7 separate regions of the Mus musculus genome follow, and regions 2, 3, 4, 5, 6 and 7 are each linked to region 1. Evidence: chromatin loops called from intact Hi-C (ENCODE). Cell type or tissue: heart. All regions are shown on one strand. Region 1 holds the start of Nfib (nuclear factor I/B). Region 2 holds the start of Gm11264 (predicted gene 11264). Region 3 overlaps Nfib (nuclear factor I/B). Region 4 overlaps Nfib (nuclear factor I/B). Region 5 overlaps Nfib (nuclear factor I/B). Region 6 overlaps Nfib (nuclear factor I/B). Region 7 has its middle 120 kb from the start of Mpdz.

The links. A loop is a pair of places that touch in the nucleus more often than their neighbours do. Peaks named below come from ENCODE experiments on the same cell type or tissue, not always from the same donor. Only the 100,000 strongest peaks of a DNase experiment are listed, where the experiment ranks them.
Region 2: it touches region 1 in a loop (3-fold over the local background); 6 of 42 quality-filtered maps call a loop at or near these places.
Region 3: it touches region 1 in a loop (5-fold over the local background); 9 of 42 quality-filtered maps call a loop at or near these places.
Region 4: a loop joins it to region 1, with 4 times the contacts of the local background. A loop is called at or near these places in 10 of 42 quality-filtered maps.
Region 5: it touches region 1 in a loop (4-fold over the local background); 8 of 42 quality-filtered maps call a loop at or near these places.
Region 6: it touches region 1 in a loop (2.1-fold over the local background); 4 of 42 quality-filtered maps call a loop at or near these places.
Region 7: it touches region 1 in a loop (3-fold over the local background); 8 of 42 quality-filtered maps call a loop at or near these places.

What each region holds. Positions count from the first base shown.
Region 1 is chr4:82,504,003-82,508,002 of GRCm38, forward strand. Nfib (nuclear factor I/B) reads right to left here and starts at 1,777. Exons shown (of 12, transcript NM_001113209.2): 1 at 729-1,777. The coding sequence starts at 758. Gm11266 (predicted gene 11266) reads left to right here and starts at 3,987. Exons shown (of 2, transcript NR_137202.1): 1 at 3,987-4,000. In heart, a CTCF peak has its summit at 2,254; DNase peaks (open chromatin) are centred at 1,579, 1,749, 2,399, 3,949 and 1 weaker place; H3K4me3 peaks cover 4,000 bases; H3K27ac peaks cover 4,000 bases.
Region 2 is chr4:82,064,202-82,068,201 of GRCm38, forward strand. Gm11264 (predicted gene 11264) reads right to left here and starts at 1,689. Exons shown (of 6, transcript NR_151604.1): 1 at 1,589-1,689. It overlaps Gm5860 (predicted gene 5860), which reads left to right and starts at 1,179. Exons shown (of 3, transcript NR_040659.1): 1 at 1,179-1,839. In heart, no CTCF peak of the experiment used is centred here; a DNase peak (open chromatin) is centred at 1,760; H3K4me3 peaks cover 989 bases; H3K27ac peaks cover 2,954 bases.
Region 3 is chr4:82,434,317-82,438,316 of GRCm38, forward strand. The region is part of intron 2 of Nfib (nuclear factor I/B); the gene reads right to left. Among named protein-coding and RNA genes, the nearest start is that of Nfib, 69 kb to the right of the region's middle. In heart, a CTCF peak has its summit at 1,737; DNase peaks (open chromatin) are centred at 1,635 and 3,935; H3K27ac peaks cover 2,109 bases.
Region 4 is chr4:82,397,973-82,401,972 of GRCm38, forward strand. The region is part of intron 2 of Nfib (nuclear factor I/B); the gene reads right to left. Among named protein-coding and RNA genes, the nearest start is that of Nfib, 110 kb to the right of the region's middle. In heart, no CTCF peak of the experiment used is centred here; DNase peaks (open chromatin) are centred at 2,199 and 2,749; H3K27ac peaks cover 1,348 bases.
Region 5 is chr4:82,314,150-82,318,149 of GRCm38, forward strand. The region is part of intron 10 of Nfib (nuclear factor I/B); the gene reads right to left. Among named protein-coding and RNA genes, the nearest start is that of Nfib, 190 kb to the right of the region's middle. In heart, no CTCF peak of the experiment used is centred here; a DNase peak (open chromatin) is centred at 2,242; H3K27ac peaks cover 1,220 bases.
Region 6 is chr4:82,357,584-82,361,583 of GRCm38, forward strand. Nfib (nuclear factor I/B) reads right to left here. Exons shown (of 12, transcript NM_001113209.2): 4 at 2,149-2,217. Among named protein-coding and RNA genes, the nearest start is that of Nfib, 150 kb to the right of the region's middle. In heart, no CTCF peak of the experiment used is centred here; DNase peaks (open chromatin) are centred at 1,688 and 2,848.
Region 7 is chr4:81,562,650-81,566,649 of GRCm38, forward strand. No RefSeq gene overlaps it. Among named protein-coding and RNA genes, the nearest start is that of Mpdz, 120 kb to the left of the region's middle. In heart, a CTCF peak has its summit at 1,890 (motif pointing right); no DNase peak of the experiment used is centred here; H3K4me3 peaks cover 293 bases; H3K27ac peaks cover 2,944 bases.

The DNA.
Region 1 (4,000 bases):
AAATCTCACTTTTCTGATACTACTTTATGCCTTGCGAGCGATGTTCAAATATCATCAAATGAACAAGTCTCACTTTTAAAACAAACGTGTCCTAAAAGTCCTAAAAATTCACCACAAACACTTCAACTTCTTGTCAGCGTAAAAGATCGCCTCTGAAGTGAGGTCTTTAAAAACCCGAAATGTGGGTCACTGTAGAACAGGACTTTAGGCACCCCAAAACGCAAAGTAATAAGTCCTCTGGACCACCACCTAGACTGGCGGCGTCACCCGCCCACTGTGGGCAGCAGAGTCCAAAGGCGCTCAAGCCTAGTTCTCAGCCCCTTGCCCAAGAGTCCATCTACAGACGCTCCCAAGCCGGAGTCCGCCCCACGCGCACCGGCCAGGGAGTGAGGGTGCCGCCGCGGCCACCACCGCCGCCGCTGCCTTCGCCGCAATCTCCTTAGGGGCGGACAGGGGCTCACGGCCGCAGGTCTCGGCCCTGCCCACCCCCAGCAGCCTCGCCCGCCCGGTGCCGGCTCTCCCCGCTCGGGCGCTGGGATGGGCGCACACGGCAGCCGTGGTCCCACGCCGCCCGCACAGCCCACCGCAACTCCGCACTACTTCTCGGGGAAGACCAGGGTGTGCCAAGGTTAGGCAAAGCCTTTGAGGGTCTGCAGCACAAGAGCAAGAAGACACAACAAAGGCGTCTGGGGCCAGAGAAAGCTCGAGAAAGCGACCAAGATAAGTACCTGAGTGAGACAGATGGGAGAATACATCATGACTTCGCCTTAAAACGCACTTTCCCGGAGATGCCCAAGAAAATCTTCCAGAAGCAAGGATTTCATCTATTCATTTTACAGTCATCTGAGCCCAGCGATGCGATCAATCAGGACGGGGCACTGCGCCGGTTCACCGCAACTTCGCAACAAACCCAGTCCTCCTTAAATAGCCAAAGATTCAAGTTCACTCGGCGAGCTAGATTTCCCGGGGTGAAATCCAATCTACACTTTTAACCCTCTTGCGGTTCGCGCGCGCCGGCCGAGCTCTCCGAGGCTGCCGCCGCTGGTGCAGGCTGCTGGTCGCCTGGTTTAGGGGATTTGTTTTCTGTTTTGCAGTTGTTGTTGTTGTTGTTTGTTGTTGGGGGTTGGGGTGCGCGAGGGTTCGGTGTGGGTTGGATTGGGGTGATGGTGGGTGGTGAAATGTTTTTTTTAAAAAAAGGCGGGGAGGGGGGCGCAGGAGGCCAGGCGGTGGGGAAAGCGAGGAGAATGTGTCACCGCGCTGGTAAAGTTCAAGGTTACCGCCGCCAACACTGCAGCAGGATCCGGGAGTGGCGATCGCAGGCGAAACTTTGCTGCGAGCCGACCACGTGTGTGCGCGAGGGGGAGCGCAAGCGAGTGCGCGCGGGTGGCGGGGCGCGCGCAGGAGAGGGCCGGGTGGGGGTGGGGGTGGGGGGGAGCAGGGAGAGGCCGGGGTGAGGGAGGGGGCGCAGGCGCGGAGCTCCCGGGCGGAAAAGCCTTTGCTGCGCTCCTGCCCCGCCGCACCGCCGCCCGCCCGCTTCGCCCCGGGTCTGACCCGCCGCGCGTGGACTCCGCTGCCGGTGCCGCTGGCCACAGCCCACGGAAAGGATCGGAAGGACCTCCTGAAAAAAATCCCAAACGATCGATCCCGCTTGGCTGCAAACTCCTCTTTTCTGTCCTGGGCTCTATTCCCCCTCCCTCTCTCGCTTTCTTTCCTTGAAAAACTTGCAAGTTGAAAGATTCACCGGTTCCACCCTCTGGACCCCGCTCGAGCTCTCTCCAAATCAGACTTAAGGATTGTTTTATTATTTAATTACACAATCACCGCTTTACTCCTCCTCCTCCTGCAAACGCGCGTTCCTTTTGCACCAGCCTCTCCACACCCCCCGCCCCCCACCTTCCTCCTCCTCCCGCGCGCCTCCCCCAGCCCTCGCGTCTCTCCCCCTCATTTGTTAAAGGTATCAGACCGGTGCCACAGTATTGGGACTTTTCTTTTCTTTTCTTTTCTTTTTTCTTTTTTCAAAAATAGCTCTTCTCTCTGCCACTCTTCGTTTACCCCCGAAAACCCGCCCAGGGAGAGGTTATTTCACTGCTCGCTGCAGACGCTCAAGACGCGAGAACATCCTAAGGGGAGAAGCCCTGAACCGGCCTGGGCCCAAGAAAGAAACGAATGGAAAATTCCCTCACACCCAGGCCGCCCCGAGCCGGGGCTAGGGCGCCGACTCTAGCACCCCAGGCGGCTGGAGGGAGAGGGAGGGTGGAGGCGGGGGCCAGAGTGAACTTGGCCTCCTGGAGTTGCAGCGGACGGGCGCGGAGCCCGGGGCGCGGCGGGCAGCCCAGCCCGGAGCTCGCACTGGCGATCGGAGAGGGGCGCCGGGGTCCCCAGGGTCCCCCGAGCCTCGCCGCAGCGGCCCGCCCTCCCCCGGCGCCCGGTGCACGTGGCCGCGCTCGGAGCGGGAAGGCCGCGCCACCGCTCGCCCCTCCTCTCCTCCTCCTCCTGCCGCGCTGGCCGCGTCCCAATCCCCACCCCCAGAGCCCGGGGCGCCGGCGGAAAGCGGCTCCCTTCCCGCGGGGGTGCGGGCAGGGCGGGGCCGCGGCGCGCCCGAGGCTGCGGGGCGGGAGCGCGCGGGGTGCGTGTGCGGCTGCGGGTCTCCCCGGCGGCTCCCGCCGGCTCCCCGCCCCGCCCCCCGCCGAGTGAATGAACTTGATTCCCGGGACCCTGGAGGCGACCGGCCAGCACCCCCTTTCGCGCGGGCACTCTCTCCCACACACACCGCCCCCCAAATTCCGGGTTTCCGCTAGGGGTGGGTGGGGAAATGGAGGAATCAAAGGCTGCCCCAGACAATGGAGAAAGAAAAGTGAGCGCCCGGGGCTCCATGTCGCCCTAGCTTGGGGCCGCCGAGCGTTTCCAGGCCCCCCGCGGCCTCCCGCTCCCACCCCGCGTCCTGGACTTTCCCCCCCTCAACTTTCTCCAGTCCTCGCACTCCTGACCACCGTGCCCTCCCCCAGCGGACCTGAAAGAACCAGTGACTTTTTCCTTCCCCAAGTGGAAGTTACCCACATCAAGCATTTCACAACGACACATCAAGAAAAGTAGGCAGGTTCAAGTCAACCATGAAATGGTCACTTTTTAACCCCGTCCTGTCCTCATTAGGGAAATGCTCAAACACAGTCCGTTTTCAAAAAGCGCTCTTAATGAGGCGAGCTTGCCAAGTCTACCAGCTGCAGCCCCTGTAAACCAAGAGCCTGGTGAAGAAAGGCGCAGGGGGTGGGGAGGCGGGGAGGGCGGCGGGTCTAGGAGGACAGGTAAAGTCGGGGGAAACTGTGAGAACCGGGGCGAGTTAACCCTTTAGGGCACGCGCCACGGGGAGCGGCCTCCGTGCCCCCGCTAGGCAAATCCTCTAGTTAGCGTTCTGACAACGTTAATTTCTTTTGTACTGGTCATTTCTTCTTCTTGAAAAGCTGGGACAAAGTTGACAGTCTTTATAGATGAAAGGAGGTGACAGTCGGGGTTAATCCAAATAAATACTCACTTCTCTCATAAATTTTAGGCAACCTCATCTTAACTTTTAAAAGAAAGACGGGACGGGAAGAGGGGGGGAATAAAAACGAACAATCCCAAAGCATCACTTTGTAGTGAGCTGCATCCCTTTTCTCACCCTCCCCAGAATCTGCGGGAGGGGGCGGGGACGCTCCACTGATAATACCAGCTTTAACTACTGGAGTTTCCCTTTGAACAAATATTCAATTTAACTGGAGTTAATTTACCATAAAAGACATTCCCCTTGGCGCGAATGCACTCATGTCCTTGAACACACCTCTTTGAATGCCTGGACTCTTACAGAAGCCATTATTTCGGGGTCTCTTTAAAAATCCAGCGCCCATCTCTCTGCTTCCCTCCCTTCCTCCCTCCCTCCCTCCTCACTACACCACCCCCAGCGAAATCCTGGCACCCAGAGAGCACTCTTTTTCAGCCAGAGCCCAGAAACAGCCGTTGTCCCCTG
Region 2 (4,000 bases), 440 kb before region 1:
ACTCTCAGGGCTTCTCTCCTGCCCCCCATATCTGATCATGTTTCCTCTTTTCCCCTCCCCTCAATTCTCCCACAATTTAAAAAGTTATTGGTTCCTCTCATGCCATTTGAGTCACTACTGCATCAGTCTATCTTGGAGGTGGATCTCTGTTCCAAGTCACAGGTTTTGTAGCTTTCCCTGTCTGTCTTTATCAAACATTATTTACTAAAGTCATTCTAAGTGCTTTTTAGAGATTAACCATGCAATGCTGTCCATAGACTTTTAATGTAGCCTTACTTGTCATTCCAAATTTATAAATGAGGAAACAGGGACACAGATACACTGAAAAAAATTGCTCAGACCCTGCCTCATTCCATGCTCACTTTATTATATTGTGAACTGTCTATACTACACATGTAAGAGAATGAAGAAGCTCATGAACAAGAAACTACACCCACCTCTAAAGGGACTCCAATACTACAGTCAAGGAGTCTTAAACAGGTACCCCAATAAGCCAAGAGAAGGGTTAAACACTACACTGGGTTCATGGATATGTGCAAATGTCTACATCTCTAACAAGTATGCACGATGTCCCAAAATTCAAAGCTGTATTCTTTTTAAATTAAAGCTATTTCTTTCCCTAGGAGCAATTCAAGTTTTCTCCTTCATTGCAAGATTCTGGTTGGGAATAATGTTGTTTTATTTTTAAAATTTTCCGTACATATTATACTATAAACTCCCTGAAGATGAGCATACCATTTAATGGATACCTTTAGCATTAGGAGCAAAATTAACAAGCATTTGAGTTCTGACTCTTAATAACCCTTGTTTATTTTAGCCTAAATTTAGTGGCTCCCATTCCGAAAACTTCCATTCTAATTAAATTCACATCAACATTTTACATTCATCAGAAGGAATGCAGGAAAGACCCACTGTGTTTGTCTTGCAAGTAACTTTGAGGAGACTTAAGGAGACTTCAACTGAAGTCCAACCGAGTTGAGACTGAAGAATAATGGAAGGAAAGGGAAATTTAGAGAGGAGGAAAGTTGTGTTCTTCTTCAAGAGACCCGGGGTTTTAAAGGAGGTCGACCGCCCAGAAGGGTCTTATTCCTGCTTTTTATTTCTGCTCTTTATCTTGCCTATGTACTCCAGTCAAAACACTAGCTTTCTCTGAGTCTGGCTTTTTTTTTTTTTTTTTTCATTCTGCAACCCGTAGATAATTACAGCAATCCCAACCTCTTCAAGCTGTCTCGGGGCTTAACTGTGACTGCACGAAGGAAAATGATGGAAAACTTCTAAACTTTACTACAAATATCCACCATAGCAAAAGAAGGTGGGTGCACTGCTGCTACAGCTCAGTAATCGGAAGTAGGAGTCAATCTTATCTGTCCAGAACTTAACTCTCCCTGGTAGCCCTCACCTGCCCTCACGCAGCCTGAAAGCTGAGGGACACAGCAGGAAAAGAAAGTGACCCTAAGAAGCGGGGATGAAATGAGATGCCAAAGAAGGGAGGAGAGTGGAAACAGGGAGGGCTGGGGCGGGACTGTTTAATGTTCAAAATCAGTGCCAAGCTAAATTGGAAACATGAGTCTGCCTACCTGGAACTTACCTCATCCGTATATAATTTGTAACCTGAGATCCCCTCGCAGTGAAGTAAAAATAGCAAGGCTCTCTGGCAGGTCTGTTCTCTGCACAGTGGAAGGTCAGAATGGGGAAGGTAGGACTTGGGGAGAGCCAGAAAGCTGGGCCACAGAATGCCCATCATGTGGCTTTGGCAGGGATACCTTCTCCCCTGTCTCCTGCGATGACACAGAAAATACATCCGAGGAAGTGGTTTCAGGATTCCCCTGGGAAAAGCGGGTATGCTGTCCTCCGGGCACAATTTTTGTTCTCTTTGTTTTTGTCCTAGGCACTACTGAAGTACTGAGCGCCGCCAACCCCAAGTGCTTGAATCTGAAAGAGGCAAAGGCAGACCAAGTCACAGAGCAGATAGCTGAGCTTTTCAAGACATGCAGCTGGCACCTATCTCTGTGGACGAAATGATGTGCTAACTGCCCGTCTTGCTCTCTGTGAGTCTTTCCCTCACAGGAGAGCGTGCCAATGCGGATGGTTCACTTGCATCTACTCTAGCCATGCTTTGCTTTTGATGATGCAGGGATGAAGAAAGGCTTGGTGACTCTGTGCCCCACTGCGCGGAGAAGACGGGGAGAGAAGGAAGAAGATGGGGACATAAGGAGAAGACGGGGAACTGGCTGATTTGAGATTAATAACATCAAAAATGTGCTTGGAGGGGGAAGATTTTCATTCTTTGTGATGTCCGTATATGAAATAGTATTAATAGGGTGGATGCAATTCTGAGAATTCCTAAGCCTGCGTTAGTCCTGTTAGATAACTCTTGCTTCTGCTAATCATACTCAGAGCCCTTTGGGAGATCTAATTTCTCTCTCTCTCTCTCTCTCTCTCTCTCTCTCTCTCTCTCTCTCTCTCTCTCTCTCTCTCTCTCTCTCTCTCTCTCCTTTACCAGTACATCTTAGCCTTCATTGTTATAACTCCCTTTGTTCACATAAATGGGTTTGTTGCTCATTCCTTTTACAAACTGCAGTACTCCACTAGCTGCCATTTGGAGAGAAGGTATTCTTGTTCTCTCTATCGTTGATTATAAATTGAGTTTTAATCGTTGATTATAAACTTTGTTATGAAGCCTCAAGAGACAAAGCATGCCAGCTCTCCACCTCTTTGAGAGAAAGCTGCACAGAGTTACACAGCCAAGAGGAGAGGGGAAGAGAGCCTTCCCAACCTGGCCTGTACTCCTTCCTGGCTTCACCTCATTCGCTCCATAATTCCTCAAAGGCTAAAACTATTTTTTTTAAGATTTTATTTATTTTATGTATGTGAGTACACTGTAGCTGTCTTCAGACACACCGGAAGAGGGCATCTGATCCTATTACAGATGGTTGTGTGTCACCATGTGGTTGCTGGGAATTGAACTCAGGACCTCTGGAAGAGCAATCAGTGCTCTTAACCACTGAACCATCTCTCTAGTTTGCTAAAACTTTTTTAAAAATTCACTCCATTACCCTTCCTACAAAGGGGGTTGGAGGCAGGGGCTACTGTCTTGGAGTATTTTAACAATTCAGTGACATGGCCGAGATTTTCAAAAGACCTCCCAATTCATGCTGTCCAACAGAAATGTAATGCAAGCCATGTCTGTAATTTAGACTTGCAAGTAGCCACACTTCCAAAAGGCAGAGAAGAAGCTGGGGAAATTAATTATAATAACACATTTTCTTTAATCTGATGTATCCAAAATATTATCATTTCAAGACCTAGTCACCAAATCTATGTTAATGGAATATTTTACATTTATTTTCTTTCCTACTAAGTCTCTAAAAGCCAATGTGGATTTTACACACTGAGACAGTGCACTTTCATAAGAAATACTCACTTTATATTTAGCTTTGTCAAGACTTGCAGTTGAAAAAAAATAGATTCACATACACAAGTTGTGCCAAAAGTACTTAAATATTTCCTAAAATCTGAATCAAGTATAAGTGTTTTAAATTTAAAATAATTAAGATGAAATAAACATGGAAAGTCAGTTCTTCGGTCACAGAATCCCTTCTCATGGCTCCATTTGCTTAAGTGGTTATTGTGAGCGCTGAGGGTCTTGTATCCTGAAGGAGTGCTTGCTACCAAGAGGGGACTAAGAAGTGAAGCGTTTCTCTGTTGCTGCTTTCTCTTTAATCAATTCTTTTTTTATTAGATATTTTATTTATTTGCATTTCAAATGTTATCCCCTTTCCCAGTTTTTCCTCCACAAATCCCCCATCCCATCCCCCTCCCCCTGCTTCTATGAGAGTGCTCCCCTGTCCACCCACTCCCACCTCACTGCCCTGGGATTCCTCTATACTGGGGCATTGAGCCTTCGTTGGACCAAGGGCCTCTCCTCCCATTGATACCAGATAAGGCCGTCTGTTGCTGCTTTCTAATACGCTGAAGTTTGCTTAGCCCTGCAGCTTTA
Region 3 (4,000 bases), 70 kb before region 1:
AGCCCCTTCCTGGAGAACATCCAGATTTTCCCCTCTCCCTCTCTCTCCCTCTCTCCTCCCCCCTCCCCCCTTCCATCTCCCCTCTCCCCTTCTCCCTAGTCCCCTCTCCCCCCTCCCACCTCCTTATCTCCTATATACCCTCACACTGGAAAACGCACTTCGGCCTATGCTATCCTCTTGGCAGAGACTTGCTAGGCAGCCCAACAGTAGGGCCACTGACCCATACACCACACTGTAGGCTACGGACCACATAGACAGAAGAAATTCTTTCCAGACTGAATAAGTTCAAAGGTTTAAAATAAAATCACAGTTCTGAAAGTTCTAGAAAGAAACTATCATGTCTGAGAAAAGACACTGGTTATTATGACAACATACAGCTTCCATTTCTCATTTGTCTCGTCTTCTGACTTTACTGTGCCTGCCCCAACCCCCAAGTTCTATTCTGCATGTTGCACATGCTCAACTGTCTTTTACTCCTCCCTTGCAAAACCATTCCAAGCATTATCACTGAAAACGTGCCCAGGGACAGAGCACACAAGAAAAACCATGGGCCCAGAGAGATGCACCATCCACTGTACACACTATCTTTCGTTACCCCTGTACTGTTTCTCAGAACATTAAGTTGGTATTTTGCCTTTTCACTACACAGAATTACTCCTCATAACTAGACCTCCAGAATGCTTCTGAGTGTGCAAATCGTTGTTTCCACATATAAGATGGGAAACTAAGTCATCCTGAAGTGCAGCAATGCCTGGAATGGCCCAAGAGAAGAAGCTAGCACCATCTGTTGATGGCCCACAGTGGGTCTTCATTTATTCAGATCTCCTGTTTTCCTCCAAGTTCTAGGCACAGACAGATATGAATTCTACTATATTTGAGGCCTTGGAATAAAGAGCACAAAATGACTCAAGCTCTAACCCCTCATGAGGCTAACACTCTAGCAAGCCTCAGGAACAGTAATAAAGACCGAAATTCGTATCGCATGAGAGGTAGTTCCAGGGCAACCAGTTTGGGAGGTGGGAGAGGAATGACAAAGAGATATGAGACTCTGTAGGCACAGGTAACTTGGACAGACTTGGGACAAAATAAGGAAGCAAGAGGAATCTGCAACTCTCCAGGGAAAGAGAGATTCCAGAACACAAACACCAGAGACCCATGAATGCTAGATGGTGGTGACATGGTCAGTTTCAGTGTAACATAAGAAAGCAGGCAACATTGTAACAGAGCTTAGGCAAACTGTTGCAGAAGAGGTAAGATGGGGCCAAGCTGTAAGGTACCTAGAAGTCATGGTTATATGTTGAAGCTGCAACCACGTAGGAATTTGCTAGCAAGCGATAGGTATGTGCATTCACTACACTGTATAATAAGCATTCAAAATCCTCTGCCTTAGAAGCAATGAAAGTCTCTCTCTACTTCCCCTGCCTCATAGAAGCTCTAAGTGCACAAGCAGGGGCCCCGGAACTAGATCTGTATACTCTCTGGAACACTTTCACACTGCACTGCTCTGTGCAGGGCAATACAAAGGGGTTGTTAGAGAGCATCTAGTACTGAAGGGCCACCGAAAGCATTTCCTTCTGCAAAGCCCTGCAGCCTAGGCCCACATCCGCCTGGGCCAATCCATTTGCTCTCAAACAAAGGTAGGAAATGGCTGCATCCTCGTATTTCATTGTGGGCTCATGAGTCAGGGCTTTGGAATTGGTGTCTTTGGGAGTGAGTGTCTATTCACCACGTCTCTTGCCACAAGGGGAAGAAAGCACAGATAAACAATAACACAGTTTCACCCAACTGAAATAGCAACCCATGGACTTCTCAAAAATAAACCAAGTTCAGTTCCTGGTTTCTTTTCTTTCCCTCTCTCTATTGGTTCTTAATCCTCAGTCCCCATTCCCCTTGTTTCCCAAACAACCTGAGGTCAGTTAGTGGTGAAAGTCCATCAAGGGATAAGTATTGTGAAGCTGTTGAGTTATATAGCACAGCTTTTAATAAGAAAGGATGTTACTGCTGATTGTTCAAGTATGCTAACGAACGCATCCCATTAACAGGCATCGTAAGAAATCTCCTTAAAATGCAAAATAAATCTCAATCATTTAACAAGTTATTGTCAGAGTGCTACAGAGAAGAACATTAATTTATCTTTAAAAACTTTTATTTACACAGAGAGCAAGACAAGAAAACCATGTCTCTCTCTCTCTCTCTCTCTCTCTCTCTCTCTCTCTCTCTCTCTCTCTCTCCCTCTGTGTGTGTGTGTGTGTGTGTGTGTGTGTGTGTGTGTATGTGTGTGTGTGTGTACAAGCAACTGTACACACATCAAGAGTGCTGCCATTCTAAATCTACAGGTGCAGGTCAATAGACCTATAAGCAATTGTTATCAGGAAAAGGTATGACTCATAGGTGGTCAGTGTACCCTCCCCCCATTTCTGGTGAAAGTTAAAAAGACAATTGCTTTTTTATGTAATCTAACATCACACGCCCGTGGTTAACTAAGATAGAAATGGAAGGAAGAGACAAAGAAGACAGTTCTAATGAGAATGGGAAGGAGCCTGTGTCCTAACCTCAGACATGTAAATGCTAGGTGTGGTCTCTACAGCTGCAATTCCAGCTCTGGGGAGGATCAGGCAGGAGCATCCTCAGTTTCAAGTCAGCCTGAGATATATAGTAAGAAACCAGCCCCCTAAACTCCAAAAAAAGGTGCATAAGCCTAGCCATCCAAACATCTGTTAAATTACTTCTATGATGGCATCCATGTGGTCAGTGCAGCATGACCACAACACATCAGCGTGATTATGAAAAAAGAAGTTTAGCAACAGGATATTTCTACCCGAGAAAGTATAAACTCTCTTCCAAATATTGGAGAGATCTGGTGTTTTCTACCCGGGCAGAATGGATTGTGAAAACAATGAAAAATATTCTCTAGAGAAGCAGAATGGAGAAGTTTATGTGCTACGAGAGTATTCACTCCACTCTCCCAGCCTAGAAATAAACTGCGAGACGGTCGGTGGCAGGAACGAAGAAGAATATGATCTTGAAAGGGGATAGGGGAAAACGGCGATTACAAAACAGGAATGCAGTTCTCACTCCTATTCGCGTTTGTCTTTCCATCACAAACTAGACTTACAAGTTTATGACTCTCCATATTGACACCTTTTCAAATAATATGCTGGACAAGTTATAAAGTCTCATCACACGTATAAATTCTGAATATCAATGATCATGTGTAGCCTTGGAAATATTTTAAATTTCCTTCAACAAAGCTGGGGCTAATACTTGGCGATTTTCTAAGAGACTGGACTGCCCCACTGAGGACAATAACCCACTGCAGACTTTGCTGGGCATGTGTGAGCCACTCTTCTACCTAGTTCTCTATTCAGACATGTAGAATGCTTCCATTTTGAAGCATATGGCTGGGGAGTCAAAAGAATTTAAATTGCCTTCAAAATGTGCATCGCATTATAAATGGTGCGAAAAAAGATCTCACTATTCAGCTCTCAACTTGGAGCATAAAGCATAGAAGCAACACAAGACTGCTTCAAACTTTGTCCAAAAACTCAACAGCTTCACTTGTTTATAGAGAGACAAAAGTATGCAACACAGTTTATAAAACAAGAACGATACACTGTATGCAAAAGTAAAGTTAAAAGCAAAGTATAGTAACAGCCCTATCTCATCACAAACACTTGGCAGCCTGTCTAAAGTACTATGGTCAAAAACATGATACCGTCTGTGTTGTACTTCTGCCAGAAAGCACTCCCGAAGTCGCAGTCTCTTTAGCCATCATCGCCACCTCATTTGGCAACCTCTCCCAAGCCTCAGTTCATCTACTCAAAATCACCCCTTAGAAACACAGAAGGCAGACAGAGCGTTCTCCTCGATCCACAGTCGGCAAGTCGAGTGGCTTTGGCCAGGGCATAGTAAGATACAGTTCTGAAGTGAGAAAGCCAGGACCAACTCTTCTTTATCCTCAAAGTCTCTCTGTGCATCAAGTTGAGCAGGGACACCTTCC
Region 4 (4,000 bases), 110 kb before region 1:
CTCCAGCATCATCTGCAATTCTAAGAGGATGCTGGGCCTTGCTCCTTTCCTGTCTGGCTTGAGACCCTGCAGTGACATGAGACCTCACCTGCATTCTTCCTTGTCCTGGCCCTAGAAACGTTGTGACCTCAGGGACATCAAGGACACTTTCTGCCTCACTTCTCTACTTCAAAGGAGCTATAGAAAAACTTTCGAAATGTATATTTATCCCATTCTAGTGGGGTATTAGAACAATGACTTGATAGGACCTCTCCGAGGCAAAGTTGTCATAAAAATAAATGCATTGTTGTTATTACTCTAATTGAGTTATTTATGAATGATCATCTTGATGGAGCCCAGCCCTCAGATATAGAGTGGAAAATTCTACTGAGTCCTCTAGGGGACAATTGCCTCGTGGCAATTAAACCCATAACCACATTTCCTTATTACTGTTACAAAAGACAATAGTTCAAGGAGAGGCAAAATAGGGAATTTAAGAAAATTAGGCTGTCTTCAATGAAAGATGCTGAGCTTGCAAATGCGGGACTCAAGGCTATAGGTGAACTCTGAAGAACATGTGTTCTAAGTTAGCAGTGTTTGTTAGTTACATCAGAAAGGCAGGTGTCCCTGAGGCTGCAACTTTTTAGCAGAGTTTAGATGTCAAGAAAAGAAATTGTAAAACTGCAAGGGTGACCTGGGCCCAACTCTGCAAAGGCTACTGCAATGCAAGACAAAGAGGTGGCTTATGCTAAGTTACTCTCACTGCAAGTCCAAAACACATACTAGAACCTTAGGCTTGCGCTTAGGAGAAAGATCACGTGTCCAATTTTACATGAAATGCCAGGAAGAAAAAAAAAAATCTCAGGACCATGCTGAACTTTCTCTGAGTCTTTGGGCAGGACACAGCCCTCCCCTCTGTCAGTCAGCAAACACCATAAGAATCAGTAGGTAGCTCTCTTTGCCTTATAAAGTATTAGAGGCGCTGGCAGAGCTCAGTGGTAGAGCACTCTCCTAGCATGCAGTAAGCCCCAAATTCAATCTCTAGTACAGAAAGGAAGAAAGAAAGAAAGAAAGAAAGAAAGAGAGAGAGAGAGAGAGAGAGAGAGAGAGAGAGAGAGAGAGAGAAAGAGAGAGAGAGAGGAAGGAAGGAAGAAAGGAAGAAAGGAAGGAAGGAAGGAAGAAACAATGAAAGAGACATAAAATTTCCCATCTAAAATGGACATCAGAATATAGACAATGGTTGTGGTGGTTCCCATGTGTCATAGAAAACACTTCATAAAAACATAGACCTTAAAGCAGAAAATTACTTAAAGGTAATATCTCATTATTAATGTTCTAGACCTTCAATCTTCTAAAAAGTGTTATCTACTAGTGGCCGTGTCCTTTGATGAAAGATGAGCATGAAGTAATTCGAAGAGATGAACTAGAGAGGACAGGTCTATATGTGACCATATGCTGCCCAGGAACAAGAAATCTTGCTTGTCCCATTCTGTAACCATGGCCTGTTCAGTGCATGCATTTGGTGAGTGGTGAGTGTCATTCAAAACACTTATTCACACTGATCTTGAACCTCAGTCCCAGCGACTGTGTTTCCTACAGCCATGCCAGGGCCAAGGAAGTGGTACTTCCATCCTGCAAGCTCCTGCTAATTCACTCGCTGTCCCCAGGCCATGGACAGGCTGCTAACTCTTATTCACAGACACCAAACAGGAAAGCAAAGACAGGTTTGCAACTATCAAGTTCTTTGAAGAAAAAAAAAAAAGTAAGCCTTTAGCCAAAACCTATCTCCACATTCTTCTCTTCCTGCCATGCAATGCATCAGGCTTTGGCCAAAGATCACAAGTGAACTGAGAATCCTAAAAAGCAGCAGCACTCAGATCCACACTGAACCCTCCTGAACTCGATCGCACTTCACAGAGCTGTGAACAGAACTGTACTAGAAGCACCATCCGGACTGGCTCAGGGATGCTTCAGGTTCAGATCCAAGAGATCCGAGGTGACCCTAAGTTCCACTCAGTGCTACAGTTTTCTCCAACTTGAGCACAGAAGGATTAAAAAGAAAACACAAATATTGGCAAAGGTGATTTGAGGTTACTTGACCTTTCTGAAGGAAGGAAGGTTTTTGGCAACCATAACCTGGCAGCTGTCTGGAAGGCAAGGCCAGGACACAAAGAGGAAGACAGGAAGCAGGGAGCTGGCCATGTGTCCTTGGCAGGCAGCAGTGCAGCAGGGTGAACCACCTCATCCCTGCCAAACCAGAAACAGCGGGGAAAGCCCAGCTAATTGGCAAGTCGCAGACGGCTACAGTGTCCATCCTCTGCTGTAAATGACTGATGAAGCTAAAAGGAATGCCAGACCCTAATCTACTTAACTAGGATCCTCCTGGACTCTCTCAGAAACGTAATTTGCTCCTGTGAGTCGTATTTCCCAGGGAAGTGGTAAGGCATAAGGCACATCTTAAGATGACAAGGGCTAAAGAGAGTTTAAAGAAAAAAATGTTGTGGAGTCTGGTTATGCCCACAAACATTTGCTTCTGAAGGCTGTGTGTGTGTGTGTGTGTGTGTGTGTGTGTGTGTGTGATCTTTAACTAGCAAGCCTTCCACTGGTTTATTTTTTTAACTCAAAGAAAATTACGTAGTCAAAGTTGCATACTGAACAAAGACGGGAGTCCATTTGCAGGACCCAGACATCTACAAACAAAGACAAACCCCTGTAAGACACTCCAGGAAGCTGCAGGGCCACACCCACTTACTGCCGGCTACTGTTTGTACTTAGGCATTAGCTGGCTCAACTGTGGGATGATGTAGCTTCATCCCAAGGCTTCTGAGCCTTTGCCTGCTAAGGTTGGGACTCACACGGAGAGGAAGGGCAGAGGAGGCTGTGCCAGTAAACTGAGCCTCACTGGCTGCTACTAACAGGGTGAATCAGGGACCTGAGGGCAGGGTTTACTCCCCGGGGTGCACTCAGTGGTTGGGCACATTTTGTTTCATTTTTTTATGAAACTGTTCATGTCTTCTCCAAAATTCACACCTAAATTTCAGAGTAGCTTCTGCTTCTTTAAACACAACAGCAAATAATAAAATTAAATTGAAAAGATATTGCAAACACCTCTCTCTCTCTCTCTCTCTCTCTCTCTCTCTCTCTCTCTCTCAAACTGGAAAAAGAAACATCCCACAGAACTTTCATCCTTGAAGAATTTTCTCCCTCAAAAAAAAAAAGTTAATATAAAAAAATAAATGAGGACCTAGTATGCTTGACGCTGTTCTGAAGTAACACTGAGAAGCAAAATAAAAAGGGAATATTCAAACACTACCTGAGCTCCACCTCATAAGGAAGGATCAAAATTAATCTTCCACCCGGCATCAGAGCCCAGGGATGCCTGACCACCACCACCGCTTGTCCCATCAGCCACAGGGTGTCCTAACTGACTTCAGACTCCATATATCTGGAACCATCAAAGGTCCATCCTTTTGTCTTTGGGGACCAGTTCCATTGTCTATGTAAGAGAAGTTTTGTGGTGCCTCTCTCTAAAGTGGATGGCTCTTTCTCTACTGTGGGACCCTTTGGTACTATCACTGCCTAAGAAAATCCTTCCATGAGGCCCACCTCCTGGTTCCTTCCTGCCTGTAACCCCAGGGCAAACTCAACCAGCTCCACTTTGCTAAATTCTACTACTCATTGTCTGCGATTCCCAATCCTCTATAGCTAACCCTGCTCTCATTTGAATGACAAAGTCCTTATTGTCCTTATTCCAGCAGGACCTTTTGCCCACTCTCTCCCATTTCAGCGAACCAGATGAACCAGAAAGACTTGCTGGAAACCCCTCACCTCAAAGCCCTACTTCCAGGTGTTGGCCCAGCTCTTACCTTCTAAGGCTCCTCCCCCTTGTTTTGCTAATTGCAGGTCTCCATGCTCTGTACCCATATGGCTTTCATTACTGAAATGTCCTTACTCTGACGTCAGACAAACTCCAATTTCATCTTTAAAGTGCTTGATTCCCTTCATCTGGTATATTCTTCCT
Region 5 (4,000 bases), 190 kb before region 1:
TCTGAAGGGAAACTTTGTGCCTGCCACAATTCGGATGTGATTGTGTCAAAAAAAAAAAAAAAAAAAAAAAAAGATAGGAAGGAAACCATCTGGTTTCTTTCAAATATCTGCACAAGGAGGCTGGGATGTAGCTGTCAAGAGAGTACTTGCTCAGGATACACAAAGCCCTAGGTTTGGCCCCTCGTCCTCAGCACCATATAAAACCAAGGATGGTGGTGCCTGCTTTTACTTCTAGCACTTGAGAGGAGGAAGCAGGAGAACCAGAAGTTCTAGGTCATCTGTTATCACACAGTGAGTCCAGAGCCAGGTGAGGATTTTAATTGATTAAAATGAGAAATGTGCCTAAGCAGAAACTCCTAAGTGGAAATACCTAGGTACTATACTCTCAGTATGCTAAGTTGCGCATAGCCACAGAGAATCAACATGGCCTTAAATTCAAGTCTGTATACTCAGGTGAAAGCCCTTTATTATTATTTGTAGGGACTTTGGTTATTAAACACATAGCAACTTGGGGGAACAAAAAAAGTAAGAAAAATGATCAGGGCAACAGGTTGGGGGAGGGGAGCAATGGAAGAGTACAAAAAGGACCGCCATTTGAGTGTCCGTGTCCACTCATGGACTGGATGGGCAACATTTTCCTCTGTTACTATTAACTACTTGCTATGGAGCAACTGGAAGGAACTGTGGATGGATGCTGTGGACCTTTAATGAACAAGAAAAATGACTGCAAGGAAACTGTGAAGAAGAAAAATCAAGACCACCCTGGTACCTGCAAGTCACAGTGTCAATATCTGAAGCCAAGGTTCTTGATACTTCACAGAATAAAGTTAAATGGGTATAAATAGTCCACGAAAATCACTGACTGTAAGTCATATGTTCAAGAGTTGGAAAATAAAGGATTCTTTCTTTCAATGGAAACTACTCAGGCCTGTAAGATTTAAGGTATCTAGCAATGCTAGAGGGATGTGTTCCTTTTCCTTCTGAAGGCTTGTTCAAAGTCAGAGGGCAACAGCCAAAGTCCTGACTTTAAACCTGGGTTCTTACCACACCCTACCTGGCCTGCTGCTGTCCCACCCCACCATGCCTGTCATGTCCCACCCTATCATGTCTGTAATGTCCCCTCCCCACCATGTCTGTCACTGTCCCACCCCACCATGCCTGTCATGTCTCCACCCCACCATGCCTGTCACTGTCCCACCCCAACATGCCTGTCATGTCCCCACCCCACCATGTTTGTCACTGCCCCACCCCACCATGTCTGTCACTGTCCCACCCCACCATGTCTGTCACTGTCCCACCCCAACATGCCTGTTATGTCCCCACCCCACCATGCTGTCACTCTCTCTTGCCTATCCTGAGCTTCATGTGCAGCTCAAATTGTTTGTAAATATCATCTTTAGAATTTTCCCACTAAGAGCCTTTTTTTCCAGTGTTTTTGCTGATTGAAATTTAAGGCTGCATTAAACATAATTTTATTTTGTCATTAATTAAAATGGTATATATAGAGTCTTGTCTTTGGTGACTAGGAAAAGTCAGTAAAGGAATGAATAATAAAAGACAGCCAGTTGAAGGAAGATTTTTTTTTTTCAATTTCTAAACTAGCCCTAAAGCTAAACATTTGCATAGCCATTAGACTGACTAAAACTTCCTTTAACTCTGTTCCCTTTTCATCAGGCATATGTGAAAAGTGACCTCTTACCATTTACATACCTACCCAGAAGTCATGTGATAGGCTTTTGCGTCATGCTGTCAATTATGATAACAGCCACAATAAGAATGGCCTGAGTGTTGATAGCCTGCTTCCGGGCTCTACAGAGAAGCCTGTTGATAGTCCACTTGTGTCCTTTTCCAATTGCTTGCTTCTAATGACTGACTTTTCAATGCTGGTTTTTTAATGTTCCAAGCTTTGGCTTTGTCATTTGCCAGGACAAATATTATAAGAGGATTTCACTTCATGTTTTAGTTAAAAAAAAAAAAGAAAGAAAGAAAGAAAGAAATCCTACAGAGGCAATTTCTTTAAAAGCTATTTTGTGTAACAGAAATCTTTAGTGTAATGAAAAGTACTTCCAAATTCTGCCCAGAAAAGTGTTGAAACCATTTCAGCTTCAGCGTAACTAGTCGATAACTGAACTTGCAATAACAGCGTTACATGGTCACACAGGAGATGTAATGTTGAAGCTCAAGCACCAATAAAACCCACAGTGACTAGGCACTCGGCCAGTACCTCTAGTCACAGATAGCACAGGCAGCCAGGACATCCTATTGAGACTGAGACCAAGCCCTATGTTTTTACAGTTAGGAGCTTCCTTGACTTAATTGTCTTATTTAAGGAAGGCAAAGGCAGCTCCCTATTTCGTCTGCCTATGATCTCCAGTGAGGTATTCAATGGCTGGTTAGACTGGTGTGGCCTCGTATAACTGTGTGGTGGGGTCTCTTATGGCTCACAGGAAGTGTTTTAGCTACAAGCTTTTAATTTCAATCTACAACAAATCTTGTCAAACTGTCATGGTGTCATTGGTGTGTATTACTAAGGTTTCTGCTGTGAAAGCAGCCTTCTACTGAACTGTAATTGATGATGAATAAGCTAGATTATTTTAAATTAATAAAGTTCCTATTATAGTAAGCAAATTATGAAGCTTAGCATATAAGGACCTGGTATTAATTTAACTGAATTTTCTCATAATATCCATTTATATTAACATTGTTAACCTGAATTATAAAATAATGTCTATACCTTCTAAGCCAACTCTAACATTCTGCTAGAGGGTTCCCATTTCCTCACGAAGATAAAATTTGGGATACAGAGTTCAGTCACTGTTGACAGGAAGGAGTGTGCACAGAGTGCTTGCGAGGCAGGAAGCAGGACTTCTACACAGGGAAGTCAGAGAAGGTGTGTTCAACATTCTGAAAGTGTTCCGAACCAAGACAAAGTGTTTGGCAGCAGAGAGCAGAGCCCAGTTTGCTAAAGCAGGACCTCAGAGTTCTTCAAGCCACCACACCATCTTCCAACACAAAAGTTATAGCAGAAAGAAGCTCTAGGTGAAACAGTTCTGGTTTGGAGATTTCTCCTACATCACTGGCAAATACAGTAAGCCAGTTAATGATCCCAAAGACAGGCCAGCGCCAGGCCTCAATGCCCAAGGCAGTGACATCCCATCAAGGCACGTCCTGATCAGTTATATGAGCTGAGGCTTACTCTCCACAGGGAGGGTTATTGTTAGTGCTAAGCTAGCAACTTCTTTACACAAACCTTCCTGAAACACTTTACGTAATTAAGTGACTTTATTTTTTTATATTCAAGTGAGATATTGTATTTAGATGATAGGTGAAATTCCAACATCAGAAGGGGAAAAAAATCACAAAAACTAATATTTCAAGGCAGTTAGGAACTGGCATTAACCAGAAGTAATCATTATTAAAAGGAGGTTGCAGATATGCAATGACTAATAACTGTGTAACAAGCACCTAAGCATAAAAGCACGGGTTTCATTTGCCAACATGGATGTACTTTAGCATTTTATGTTTCCATTGAAATGTCAGTGTGAGCGTGTAAGAGAAACAGCTACGGTGAAAGCCCTTCTGTAACGTCATTTTGTGGGAAGGTTGTCTGAAGACAGTCAAAACTATTCAATAATCTTACATTTATTAACTTTAATTTATGAAAGCTATATTAAAGTTCTTTTCTAAGGGAAAATAGCATGGAACAATGCACATCAATACTTTTCATAAGCTGAAAGGATACATCTTTATTAAGCAATCCGCGGGAACTGAAGAATGTACCTGGTGACAATATTTATTTTTAAAGGGCCATGTATATAAAAGGTTATGGGGAATGTTTAAAAGAGCTCCCTCGGCCTAAAGCCACTGCCTTTCTAATTTTGAATTTCTCCTAGCTAATATAAAATGATTGATCACTTTTATTTCATATACCCCTTCATTTTCCTTTGCATTCATCACTGAGAGCTTTAAACCAAATGCATTTAGGAGCTGCCCTTAGAAG
Region 6 (4,000 bases), 150 kb before region 1:
TGACTTCATAAACCCCTATTTCATAAACAATGTAGTTCAACTGTGTAAACAAGATTATAGTGTGAATATATTACAACACTTAGGAGAATAGAACTTTCAAGAATCTCAGAGACATCTATTTACATATGCAGGAGAAAGTAAATGTTTGCTGAATAAATTAACTAAGGAATGAATATGGATAATTAATGTACTAATTACAAATCAGGAATGTTTGTTATGACACACAGCTTAAAAACCTCTAAGAAATGACAGTATAAATTAAGAATAAATGAGTGAAACATGTTAAAATTTACCTTGTTTCTGAAATGTTATGAGAAGGTATTTTTAATTTATATTTTATGTTTGAAATTCCCATTTTTTTTTTCAAAATATCATTCTGGGCTCTTGAAGATTCCAAAGTGGCTTTCTTTTCACATACTTGGGCTAGGGCTATCTGTAATGGGGCACTACGTGAATCCTTTCTGATGGACGGCTCTACTGTTCTTATAAGAAGGGACAAAACCCATTATGGGGTTCGTAAAATGGTCTAAGAGGAGGGAATGTTTTCCTGTGCTCTATAGTTTCACAGTTCAGAATCTCTGCTAAAGAACAACTTTGAATACCTGCTTCCTTAGGGGATTTCTGGAAAATCACATGTGGCCTTGAACAATGAACTAGATCATCAGAAGGCTTGTGTGAAGTACATACATACACTAGCGCTTTTGGGATACACATATGTACCTGTCATCCCCGATGCTGCCTTCAGGTAGATGGACCCATGACACTTATATCTACACTGAATCCTGGCAGAAGAGACAAGGTATATAAGGTCTTGAGTGGCCATATATGTCATTCTCCGATAAACATGGGTTTTTGTTGGTTGGTTGGTTGATTGGTTGGTTGGTTGGCTTTTGTTTTGGTTTGGTTTTTTTTTCTGGAAAGCTCACAAATCTGAGTCACTTGAGAAACTATAGTTCAAAAGACAGTCACCTGGCAGCTTAGAGACAAGAGTTCCCAAACAGGAGGACTCTACAGCTGCTTGGCTAGTCTTAAATTCTTAGCTCACTATGTTTGGTCTTTACAGTTGGTTGTGGCCCTCATTCATAAACTCTGGAGTTGATACAAATTAAAAAAAAACAAACAAACAGATTTTGTTGTTGTTTGTTTGAGTTCTAGTTTGAGAAAGGGAATTGTTATATATCCCCAGCTGGCCAGGAATTAGCGATGTAGCCCAGCTGGCTACAAGCTTATTGCAATCCTCCTGCCTCTTGGAGTACTGAGATTACAGAAGTGTGCACATGAGGACTGGTAATAAAGACAAACAAGGACCCTCTGGACTTGCCACTGGATCATCTAAGTGACATCAGTTCTAGATACTTTCTATCGAAGCATGAAGTCAAAACACAGCCCTCAAGGTGACCTGAACAATCTAAATCAAAGACAGGATCAGGAAGAAAACAGTCACCTCCTTTTCTGTCACCAGGGCATTAATACTGGCACCTTGGATGTGTCTGCTCACACTGGCATAAACCAAGAGCTGGTAATCAACAGGGCTTCCCCTTGGCTTAGGTAGTCAGTCAGGTGAGTTTACCCTAGAGAAACCCAATCAAGCTGACCAAGAATGGCACTCAGGTGAGGTGGCTGCTGTAAACAACTGGACATTGTTTGGACTAACAATGCTTTCTATCTATATCGGAGTACAATCTGCAAAGTTAATTTCTGCATCCCTTTACACACTGCATGTGAGTGTGTATTCCTGTACACTTCCAACCCCCACCAAAGCGCCATAACTGAAAAAGCACTTATCTACAGGAAACGTATGTGGGTTATCATAACAACACAGGGTACATTTAATTAATCACACTTCCTTTGATATAAATGCCCATCTATGGTCACAGAGAACTCAAGTGAAGGGATACCAATATGATGACCAATGAGAACAGCCTAAACATGAGCGTTACAGAACACAAGGCTAAATGGAAATGTTTACAAAATCAGGTAATACCTTCGGTTATTTTATTAGAAAATTTAAGATTTTTTTTTCTGAATCATGAATTTTAAAATTCAGATACTTTTAAGTAGTCAGTTTTCACACCATATTTAAGATTTAAAATGTGCAAGATTTTAATGATTCTGTGTACCTGTGTAGAGAGAAAAGTGTTTACTTACTTCTGGATACTCTCACAAGCTCTGATACATTGAAGACTCCGGATTTTACAAAGCTGTCCTCGAGGTACCCTGAAAACAAGCATCAAAGGAAAAGGGTCAGAACACGCAGAGGGTAAAGGTACCAATTAAGTTCTAGAGTTTGTTCTTTAGACTAGAACAACCGCCGGGAATGCTTATTCTGAAGACACGTAAGAGTGGAACCCAAGTACAAGCTTAATCTGTTTTCAAAAATAGGAAATATAAATAACACAGAAAACCCATGGAATTTCCCATTCCTTTTCTAAATCTGTAATTGGTAGGATCCTGTTTGCCATGGAAGACAGGGAGAAGGAAGGCTGGGACACGCTCTGAATGCATCTCATTCTACAACACCTGGAAAGCCAGTCGACCTATTAAAAATGGGGGAGGGGGGAAGGAGCTAGAAAGAAAAGGAAAACCACAACCACATCACAATTAGCACCGCCTTGGAAAAGCTTCAAAGATCTCTCAAAAGCACTATTCTTTCACAAATCCTTCCCTGATTAAAGAACAGTGAGCTGCTGCTACCAGAATTTCCAGCCTTGTTCCAGGGCCATTCAACCAAGGATCAAAACTTGACAAAGAGTGGAGCAGAGACTGAAGGAAAGGCCATCCGTAGACTGCCCGACCTGGGGATCCATCCCACATGCAGACACCAAACCCAGACACTTGCTGATGCCAAGAAGTGCTTGCTGACAGGAGCCTGATACAGCTGTCTCCTGGGAGGCTCTGCCAGATCCTGACCAACACAGATGCTCACAGCCAACCATCCAACTGAGGACAGGGACCACAATGGAGGAGTTAGGAGAAGGACTGAAGGAGCTGAAGGGGCCTTTTCTGACATCAATGGGAGGGGAGGCACTTGGTCTTGTGAAGGCTTGATGCCCCAGTGTAGAGGAATGCTAGGGCAGTGAGGCAGAAGTGGGTGGGAGGGTGGGGAAGCACCCTCATAGAAGCAGGGTAAGGGGGGATGGGATAGGGGGTTTGCAGAGGGGAAACTGGGAAAGGGGATAACATTTGAAATGTAAACAAATAAAATATCCAATTTAACAAAATAAATAAGGTACCATTCATAAAAATAAGATTATGTAAACAAAAATAACAAAACAAAACAAAAAACCCTTGGGACACAGTGAATCCTTCCTTGCACCAAGCTGAATCTCTGAACCTTAAATTTTCTTTGGCAATTTTCAACACTTTCCTTACTCATGCTACTACTGGATTCCACTCATCGTTTTTTTCCCCCTAAAACTAGATGTTGCAAATGCAGTGAAGCACACAGCGAGCATAGGCTCGGTCCAGGACCCCGGGGAAACCCTAGCTTGCTTGGTAGGTCATTGCATGGTGTCCAGAAGTTTTACAATTCTTTTTCCTATCAAGAGTACATGATGAGAGTTGGAAGATCGTGAATAGCTTAAACTACCACAAAGATAACATAGAAGTCTGAAAAGTTCATAACAGAAGTATTTCTAGAACAGAATACCCCAGCGTCTGAGACTCTGTCACTAGATTGCATTTCACACACAGCTTCATAACTGACCAAGAATCAGATTCAGTACAGGGAGGTGACACATGTGTGGAGAGTCACAGGGAACCATCAAGTGAAAGATCTGGGAGGCAAACCCTGGCCTGAGTTTGCCAGCTAAGAGATGGTGGCCATGTGAGTAGACCTTACTTTGTTTCAGGTTTCTTGTCTATAAATGAGAGAATAAAAAAAAGAAGGAGAGAGGAAGAAAGAGAGAGAGAGAGAAAGAAAGAAAGAAAGAAAGAAAGAAAGAAAGAAAGAAAGAAAGAAAGAAAGAAAGAAAGGAAGGAAGGAAGGAAGGAAGGAAGG
Region 7 (4,000 bases), 940 kb before region 1:
CCCTTTGTAGGGTAGCGCCACAAAGCTAAAAGAGTTTAACTGATTCAAAGCCATGAGCAGGCAGAGATGTCTCCCAGACAAGGCTAGAAGGAAATTTACCCACTTCTGAATCTGAGATTTGAGCTGCTGCCCTCCCTGCACATTTTGTCCAGAGGCAGTTGCCTTTAGAAACCCACGGAAGGACAGTGTCACGCCACACACAGGTTCAGTAGTACATTGGTTCATTCACCTGAGACGTTTTTCTTGTTCATTATGTATGCAGAAATAGTAAGGGTTGTTTCTTATGTACCAGACATCCTATTAGAGTATATTGTAAACTTTATCTCATGAGAATCTCAGTAAACCCCATAGATTAAGTAGAATGCTGTTACCATCCTCTTTCCATGAAAGAAGTAATCCGAGATTAACAAGTTTGAGTGTCCTACCTTAGGTCACACAGTTTAGAAACAGCAGAGAAGACCCTTGAATGGGGTGGGGGAAGAACCTGCCGTAGGAAAAAAGATTCTCTGAAGCTTTGACACAGTTAGGAATGCTTTAGGAAACCACTGTGGTTTCCTAAATTACAACAGAAAGTTTAATACGAAGGGTGGCGATTTAACAGAAATGTTTCTTTCTGGATGATAAAGGTAGCATCTCTCTCTCTCTCTCTCTCTCTCTCTCTCTCTCTCTCTCTCTCTCTCTCTCTGTCTGTGTGTGTATGTATGTATGTATGTATGTATGTATGTATGTATATGCACACACGTGTGCGCGTGCCAGAGTGAGAGAATACAGTTATAAAGGCGAGGAGTTGATGGGAGGAGGTGAGAGTTGAAGAACGCTTCTAATTTAGCAGCCTACAATTTACTAGAAATTTATGGCAACCCTCCCACCACAGACTGGTGGAGGTGAGGGAGGGTCGTCGGGGAAAGCCTGTGCAGTGGAGCCAGAGCATCCACGCAGCAAGCTCAGGCCACTCTGCTCCTTCCTCTGTCAGTAGGAAACGCTTGCTTTGCCTTCTGGTGCCTTCACACCAACATTCCTGACTCTCTCACACCCGCCTCTCGTGTAAAGCTTGTCAGGTCTCACTTGGTGAAGTGAGTGAGACTGGAGAACATCAGAATGTGCTGTTCAGGAGTTCTGCTTCAGAGCAGGGAGCCAGGCTGCATAAAAATGTGGCCAACGCTGCAGTGCGTGGGGGGATTTAAGGCAGCGGCAGCACTCACGGAGTGAGACCAATGAGATTCATTGCAGGTGTAGACCGTGGCAGTCTCCACGAAGTCTGGAGCAAGGGCTTTGGCAGGAACATATTTTTTATTTTATTTTTCAGTTCTTTGATTGCCTTAATTAAAATACCCATTGCAGCAAATGTTAGCACTTAGTAAAAGAACCCAGTGTATCTTTGCCTCAAAGTTGTGTGAGAATTAGAAATGATCTATGGTTCCTAAAAGAAATAACCATAAAGAAAGAGCTTGGATTTTTTTTTTTTTTTTTAACACAGCAAGAAGCATGGAAGTATAATGTAAGAATCTGAAACTTCCATTAAGACTTCTCAGTTTTCGGAATCCAAGTTTCATATTTGTGCCTGGTGGTAGTAAATGCGAATGTTAACCCAACCCTAATTGTTTTTTAGCTTTTGCCCTGACTGTAATAAAGGCTCCCAGGCTAGGAAATGGTTCACAATTTGTTAGTGGAACAGGAAATTTTTATTGGTAGTGGAGCATCCACATGACTGCTGATTTCTATTTATAAAATTCTTCGCATTTTTCCTTCAGGTTTACCAAGGGATTTGGTATTTTCTAAGACATTTAATTTGGTGTCTGGGTGCTTCGCTAAGTAAATAAACAGAAATTTTCTTTCTGTTGCTAGACAAAAAAAAAAAAAAAGTTTTCTTTTAGAAGTCAGTAGAGGGCGCTGTTGGCATTTGATTTGGCTTTCTAATACCGTAGATGTTCCCTTCTTAATTAATTCAATGTTTGAAATCAAACCTCCGTTTAAATGTAATGATATTAATATGTGAGAATAGATGTGTAAACGTGGAGATTTTCCATTCCCATTAAACCCACAGAACCAAAGGTCTCTAGTTCTCCTCTGAGCCCCTTTGAGAGTACTTATGTATAGAAATGTTGGCTGCTATACATTAAAGCTGCACACAGTTGAGTTCATGCATCCAGGCAATGATTCAACATTTTGGAGACTGATTGCAAGTCGGGGAAGAAGGCAGCTTCCTGTGGTTTTCAAGAAAAAGGGGGAGAAAAGAAGGCAAAAGAGACATTAGCCTTAGAGCCCTACTTTTTAAGTTTTTCAAAAGAAACATTCTATTTGCTAGGTTTAAGGTAAAATTTATTATAGTTAATCCAGGAGTAAATATGTTTTGCAGTTAAGATTCTAGGTACATTTGACACTATTTTTATCCTTAATTTTTAAAAAGTTATTCTATTCCTTCTATTCCAGTTTGAGTTCCTTGGCCACAGGCTATAAAGATTACCACAGTCCCAGTATTTGAAGGATATTTCTACTTTTGGTTCATAGACTTTCATTAAAATAGACTACAAAATAACAATCTCTAAGAACCCCACTCAAGTTTTGTATTTATTTGGCTGATACCTCTATGATGTGTGTGCACTAGCTGTAAGTAGGAAACCGTGGATCTGTGGGGAACCAATGAAGAGAGGATGGAGACTTTATTTTCAAAGGGCCTCCAAGAATAAATACACAGCCAAGCAGCCCAGGTGAGCAAAATGAATGCTGGCTTCTGATCCATCTAGAGTTTTCTCTGTAAAGTGAAGATGAACGTAAAGTGCGCAGCGTTTAAATCAGTGACATTAAAGACTTACCACTTTACCAATCCTAAAATAGAAAATGACTCTCGGGGACAGTGAAGGAGGCAGCCTTCTGTTTGTGGTATTGTAGCAACGGCTTCTGAGGCACCCCTCACACACATACCGCTGTTGCCCAGGGTGGAAGGCTCCTTCCCTGGGTTGCACAAAACAGGGCATGCAGTTGATCGTGTTTCTGAGTATACAAAGAAGTGCTACTTTCTGGGGACAGTAAAACACATTGCATTTTGCAAACAAAACATCAAGCCAAAGGCATGTCACTGTTCACAAAACACATGGAACTTGTTGGAAGGCAAAGGGAAAGAGATCGTTGGCGTTTTAGTGGAAAGGTAGAAAAGAACTATGATATCATCAGGCAGCATCGGGTTCTCTCCGATCGTTTACACTCTTTAGTGTGTCAGGGTTGGTCTGTGCTTGTGTTGATTTCCGGCCTTCCAATCGAGATTAGTTTTACTTTTCATTCTCATAGGAAAAGCGTGACTCTGTCGTTCAGGTAGAATCGAAAAACAAATAGAAATGCTTTGTGGTTCTTAAATGATCTAGATAGCTGGGCAAAAAGGCCCAGTACTATTGCAAGTATAATTTTAGGTGAAAATTTTGTTCCATGTGAAGCATTAATTTTAATAGAGACTTATATATAAATGCTCATTTGAATAATAATGTAAAATTAAATTTAAATTGTAAATACCGTCCAGTACTAGCTGTTTTCTGGCTCGAATTCTTCAGCACATATGGTGCTAGCATAAGCTTGTGCCTGTCTGCCTACTCTGGGTAATTTTGCATGCAAATAGTTTTAGTGCCTATGTTGAGGTGCTAAAACGTGTTTAGTACACTTGAAAATATTTGCATTGCAAAAGGAGAGTGAATCTCCTGAGGAAAATCGAATTGATATTTTGTATTAAGAGACCACTCTGGGTACCGTGTGGTCTTCTTCTATGAAGAATTCTGTTTACAGTACAGCTAGCATTTTTAATTGACCTTTAGAAGAAAAGGTCTGGCAATAGCTTTGCCAACTTTATAAACCGTTGGGCCATCTTCTGGCAACGTTCTTCACACGAATCAGTGGGGCAGAGAGAGAAGGACGTTATCTAGCGGCTTTTGCTGGACTGTCACTTCTCAAGCCTCAGTTTGGTGGACTGGTAAGAGAACTCTGAAAATTATAAACCCAGTTTCAGCTGGAATGA